Regions from separate parts of the Homo sapiens genome. Here region 1 is linked to region 2. A link is a loop called in an ENCODE intact Hi-C map of the cell type or tissue named here. Cell type or tissue: heart left ventricle. All regions are shown on one strand. Each heading gives the region's core, and the rest is flanking DNA. Links, peaks and the distances in the headings are about the cores only. Region 1 holds the start of RORA (RAR related orphan receptor A). Region 2 overlaps RORA (RAR related orphan receptor A).

Region 1 (2,892 bases), core at 176-2,675, 640 kb after region 2:
AGAAATGCTTGGAACCTCCGAGAGGGAAGGATTCCCAGAGCAGAAATAAGTTTCGGTGCTTGCTTTTGTAGACGCTCCCTCCGGATGCGCGTGGAGCGCCCCACAGGACCGCCGCCCTCTGCGCGTTGGCGCGCACACGCCCCCCGCCAGCCTGGGCGCCGGGCTCCGAACCCCCGGTCTGCAAACTTGCGCATCTCCCCTCGCCGCGCCCGCCAGACAACTTGGCGAACAGCTCGCCCGCCCGCACCCCGCTTCCTTCGGCCCTTCCTTCAAATCCCAAACGCACCGCCGTGCTCCAAAGAAGGTGTCCACGTCGCCCCCAGACCCCGGAGCGCCCCCTCTCCACCCCCGGGACTTCCCAGGTCGCTCACTCCTCCCGCCCCCCGCCCAGATCTGAGAGGGACCGAAAACACACCCCCGACTCGGGCAGCCAGGGCCGAAACTGTCAAGAGGAGAAAAGGTAAAGCGGAAGGAGGGTGGCCATAAACAGATTTTTTTGCCCCTTCTTAAAAGGACACTGCCGCTTTAAAAGTTTCTTTCCCGGGCCCCCACTCCCCGCATCTCCGTATTTTGGGGGAGCGTATTTAATTGAGGCAACGCAGCTTTCCTCCAGTGTTTGCAGAAAAATCAAAGCCAGGGGGGTGAGCCCGCCGGCTGTCAACCTTCCCGCCGCCTCCCCCGCCCCACTCTGCTCCCGCAAGCCGAGAACGGGCTGCAAAAGTTTGCAACATTTCTGGGGGGCGGAGGGGGGAGGGGAGGGGGGTCCTCCGGGCTCGGGGCGCCGCCGCAGGCTCGCGCGCGGCCGCCGGACCCCGCGCCCCGGGCGCCCGCTCCCGGCCGCCCCCCGCTCCGCGCCCGGGCTCCCGCCGCCCCCTCCCCAGCCCCTCTCCAGCCTCCTACCTCTGCTGGTGCTGGAATAGCTCTGTCTGCGCACCGGGGCAGGCGGCTCGCTCTTGCGGGCGGATTCCTGGTTCAGCGGGGTCTCCCTGGAGCCGGCGGCCGCGTCCGCGCCGCTGCTGCCTGGCTCGCTGGCGGCGGGGTCGGGGGCTGCCGGAGCTGACTCCATGTTTTTTCCCAATGTAGAGATCGCTGGAGATGGCGAGCTCCGAGACTCCCTCTATCTTCTGTTTTCAGAGCAACTCTATGGTACCAAAAAAAAAAAAAAAAAAAAAAAAAAAAAAAAAAAAAAAAAAAGAAGGAGAAGGCGACCGGCGAAAGCAGGAGGGAAAAAGCAGGCGGCGGCGGGCGGGCAAGCAAAAGCGCGAGGGAGCGCGCGGAGTGTCTGGGTGGACGTGTGTGTGCGCCCGAAAGGGGACAAGAGGCGGGTCTGGCCACAGGCAGCGCTAGCGAGAGCTTCTCCAGCCGGCCCCCACACCCACATTCCCCACCCTCCAGACCCCAGACCGAGAGCCACAGACTGGCTGCCAATTTTGGGAGGTGGGGAAAAGAGGGGAGGAGGAGAACAGAGCCTCCCGCGCCCCAATCCTCCCCTCTCCCCAGCCCAGGGACAGAAATTAAAATCGGTGAGATGATTCCGTGCCTACTTCTGAGACTCTCTCGGGAACAGAACTCGTCCCCATCCGCTGCCAGCTTGGGTAGAGACAAATCCGATTGTCCACGTCCACGTTGGGAAATCGCAGGTAGCCCCCTGCCAGCCCTGCCGAGGGCTGAGGAGAAACTAAAAAGGAATTAGAACGGGGCTGACATCCCAAGGAAGGCGGAGGATGGGAGGACGTGGCACTTTTTACTTTGGGATGGGACGGCCAGTGGGTTTCCAATCTTGGTTAAAGACATCTGTGTCTAAAACAGATTTTGTGAATCTAGAAGCGCCATGGACAGTTTCTGGCATGGTTGAAAGAGGTCGCTTTCAGCTCCTTTGCTGTTTGTCCGCGAAGGATCCAGAAACCATTTGGCAGGGCATTTTCTACTGAAGAAAACTTTGGCCTGTTTGGTCGACAACTATCTAAGCTGGATAAAACATGCCACGCTGCATCTAGCTCAAGCGTGGCTGCTAATTGTCAATTCCCACTGGTACTTTTCCTATTAAATGTACAGTCTCATCCATAAAAGGTAGATATACTGGAGAGGCATTACTAATGCCCGGATAACATTCAGATAATTAACAGCTCCTAATAATTCGTATTATTATAGGCATCATTCTACACCCTCCTCCCATTGAAATACATTCATCCCCTAGTAGGTACCTAAAACTCCAGGAAAGCAGATAATTGCATCATCGTTACCTTGACTGCAAACTCCAAGATGAAGGAACAATACAAATTGAAAGAATGGAAAATACTCCAATGGTAGTAGCCTGATTTGTCTGCCTTCATACTCAATCTACCACTTTCTTTTGCCTGCGAAGACACTGTGGAAATACGCCCCACCTTCCTTTCAAAAGGATCCAAAATTTTGACAATAAATAATATTATTAGAGGCCAGAAGGTGGCATAAATATATGTGCTTCAGAACGTGGGGTAGGCGGAGGGAATTGGGGGACATTTTTCTTTTGCTAACTTCCTGGTTTGGAAAAATGCTTTAAAAAATAGTAAGTGCGGGAAACCCAGTTAGCTAATCCTTCAGAGGAACCGCCATATGCCAAATTTCACACATAGTTTCTGTTACTGTTACTGATCTTGATCTTATTTCAAATACACAATGCCCTTTGCCATAGTCTGTGTACTAATCAGCAAAACCTGTGGTCCACTCTTCGGGGTGATGTAAATGAGATGTGAACAGTCCTGATACCTTAATCCTGTCTCTGCAAGGATCCCTGGCTTTAGCCTGTCTGTTGGCGCCTACAAACAATGCACAATTGTCTCCTCCATCCCAAATCAGACGTGTGGGTTTCCCCATACGTGAAAGCACAGATTTCCAGAGTAGCCTTCACAA
Region 2 (2,892 bases), core at 239-2,738:
TTTGGGGGGGTGGGGGAGAATAGATTTTTTAACATAAGAAGTCGATAAGAAATCTTAATAATTTTTCCTCCCAAATAATTTTAAGTGCTTAAGAGCGCGGATCACGGGAGGTTTCCTCTCTTTTACTTATATGAATTACATATTCTAAAAATGATTAAATCCCATTCCCCTCAAGCCACAGGGGAAAAGAGAAAATTTGCTGTGGGCACATTATATAGAAAGATTTCATCTCAAGCAGCTCATCTTAACGTCCAGTACGTTTCGGCCTGTTAATAATTAATAAAAGAGATGCCACCCAATCTCTAGTGAAGAAAGGCAAAGCTCGGTGATCCGAAAGTAAACCCAGCGCAGATACCGAACTGGTGTCCTTCATTCCAGATTGCAACACAACCCCAAACTAGCAAACGTTTAACAGGCGCTTGGCACCCGCACCGGTGGCTAGGACCCGCAGGACAGTCTGGGTCTGCACAATTGCTGCGCATTAGGGAAGCCGCGTCCGCCGCAAACAGATGGGGCTCTAAATCCCCAAGCCTGGCGGCCGGGCCTGCGAAGCAGCTCGGGCAGATTATCCACGGCGAGGAACCTGCGGGCGCACAAGCGGGCGGCGGGCGGCGGGCGGCGTGCTGCGGGCTGAGTTTCTCCGGAGCTGTTTGCAACCGTCCCAAGAGCGAGTCTCGGTTTCTCCGGCAGCACGGGCGACTTCCTGAACACCTCCAAACTTTAGCTTTCCCATCAGAAAGTTCCCTGACTTGCCACGGTTTCTCTCCTTCTCACCTGAGAGGACCTAGAGCCAGTCCTCCCTCCAACCAAATCCCCCTCCCCTCCCGCCCCCGGCCCGGCTACGGAGTCCTGATGAGGGCGGAAGGCCGGGCCGCCCGGCAGGATTGGCCGCGACTAACCCGCGCCCGTCGGCCCTCACCACGGTCTAACCTCCGCCCCTGCCCGCGGATCCCGTGGGCTGCCGAGTTCCTCCCCACCTCCATCCACCAGCCAAAGTGTCAAGCGGGGTGCGCCGCGGCTCCCTGGGCCGCCCAGAGCGTCTTGGCACGCTCGAGGCGCCCGTCTCGCTCCGGCCCGCGCGCTTTCGGAAGTGGCCGCGGCGGGACACAGCGCGGGACACAGCGCGGACCTGCGGCACTTGCCCGGCCGGCGGCCGCTGAGGCGCTCGGGGACGCAGGGGCAGGGCGCAAGGCCTGGGGCGCTGACCAGTCCCCGGGGATGACATCGCGACAACGCGCACGCACGGCCCTGCCCGGCCGCGGCGCCTCCCCGACCTAGGCCGGAGCTGTCCCGGGTGCGGGCCCTGGGGACCGGCCGCGGGCGTCCCCGGCTTCCTCTGAACTCCGCAGACCCTCCCCTTCCTTTCCGAAGCGCGGCGACTCCCGGCAAACTTTCTTTTGGGAGACCCGCCCGGTGCCAAGCGGACCCAAGAGACTGACAGGAGCCGGAGGGGGCAGCAGAGGGGGATCCACCCCGTGCGCCTTTGCCCCCCAATCGGAGGCAGGCCGATCCCGTGGCCGGGCTCAGGTGGCGCCGCGGCGGTGGCCCAGAAGGCCCTGGCAGGGCCCCCGCGCCGAGCCCCGGGCAGTACGTGCGTTCGGGCAGGCGCGCCCACCCCTCCCCCTGCGCGCCCTCCTCCCCGCCCCCCGGAGCCGCCAGCCCACCCGGCCCCGGCGGGGCGCCCGGGCTCACCTTTCATCGCTGCGATCACAAAATACATCATTTAAGCCGCGGTGCGGAGAGCGCAGGGAGAGCGGATGGTCCGACCCCGGAGCCCCCTCTGCCGCCGCCGCGCCGCCGCCGCCCGAGCCACAGCAGCAGCTGCCGCAGCTGCCCGCCCGCCGAGAGCCATCCCGAGCCATAAGAGGCTCCATGTGACCGGCTGACATCACGGCCGCCGCTCTGTTTACACCGCGCCCCTCCGCTTCCTCCCGGGGCGGGAGGCGGGAGGCGGGAGGCGGGAGGCAGGCGCGCCCCAGCGCCGCGCCCCGCCCCGCCCCCGCGGGCAGGTGAGTAGCAGCGGCGGCTCTGCTGGCCCACCCCGGCCGGGCCTGCCCTCCCGCGCCCCGGGCCCTCGCCCGGGCGCCCGCCTTCCCCTCGCCTTCGGGATCACCTGTGGCCGCCGGTCGCTTTTCTGCACGCAGCGCCCCGCGGAACGCGCCTCTGACCACTTTCTGCCCCCACTCGGTGGGGCAAGAGGCTCGCAACCCGACGCCACTCTCCCGCTGGCTTGCCGGAGCACTCGGGGGCGATAAATGCGCCAGCTCGTTGGTGGAAAAGACAGGTTTGGTCTGGGGAGCTACGGTCACCCGCATTTCCTAGAGTGCCCCAGCTCTAATCGGAAGGTACGGCCCACTTCTGGGCCGTGGAGAACGAAGCCACTGGGACCGTCCGGGGAGTGGAGTAAGCTCCTCCGAAGTCTTTCTGGAGAGACTCGGCCTGGGCGGGGGAACTCCGCCCACCCAACCCTTGGCAACCCTTGGATATTGGCAGTTATACCAATAACCAAGGTCCTGGTCTACACCTGTCCCCCCCAACCCCCTTCCCCGCGTCCAAGACCACTGATACCTGCAAGGAAAGCCGGAAATTGTATGTGAATCACCTAAATGAACTCCAGTTGCCAGCTGATTTGAGCCGCTAAATTCCCAGGCTCTTCCATATCTCTCCAGAGAACCCATCTACAAGTAGGAAAAGCTATCGTTTTCATACCCTAAAAATGAAACACTGTGGTAATTCTGACAGAAAATAAAGACCTCTGAAGGTGAACTTTGTACATTTTAACATGCGACTAAGACTTAATTCCCTCTAAACTTTGAAGCTTAATTCTTCTTACTGTCCTTACGGAACTGTAAATCATGACGTTATTATTTTACAGGTCAATCTCTTTACAAT

What was found. A loop is a pair of places that touch in the nucleus more often than their neighbours do. Peaks named below come from ENCODE experiments on the same cell type or tissue, not always from the same donor. Only the 100,000 strongest peaks of a DNase experiment are listed, where the experiment ranks them.
Region 1: a loop joins it to region 2, with 6 times the contacts of the local background. A loop is called at or near these places in 10 of 110 quality-filtered maps.

What each region holds. Positions count from the first base shown.
Region 1 is chr15:61,228,153-61,231,044 of GRCh38, forward strand. It overlaps RORA (RAR related orphan receptor A), which reads right to left and starts at 1,150. Exons shown (of 11, transcript NM_134261.3): 1 at 901-1,150. The coding sequence starts at 1,066. In heart left ventricle, for the core only: CTCF peaks have their summits at 1,124 and 1,325; DNase peaks (open chromatin) are centred at 244 and 1,349; H3K4me3 peaks cover 1,827 bases; H3K27ac peaks cover 284 bases.
Region 2 is chr15:60,590,695-60,593,586 of GRCh38, forward strand. The region is part of intron 2 of RORA (RAR related orphan receptor A); the gene reads right to left. All of the region lies in intron 3 of RORA-AS1 (RORA antisense RNA 1), which reads left to right. Among named protein-coding and RNA genes, the nearest start is that of RORA-AS2, 89 kb to the right of the region's middle. RefSeq lists silencers at 980-1,099, 1,130-2,179. In heart left ventricle, for the core only: a CTCF peak has its summit at 1,427; DNase peaks (open chromatin) are centred at 537, 1,347 and 1,887; H3K4me3 peaks cover 2,480 bases; H3K27ac peaks cover 2,188 bases.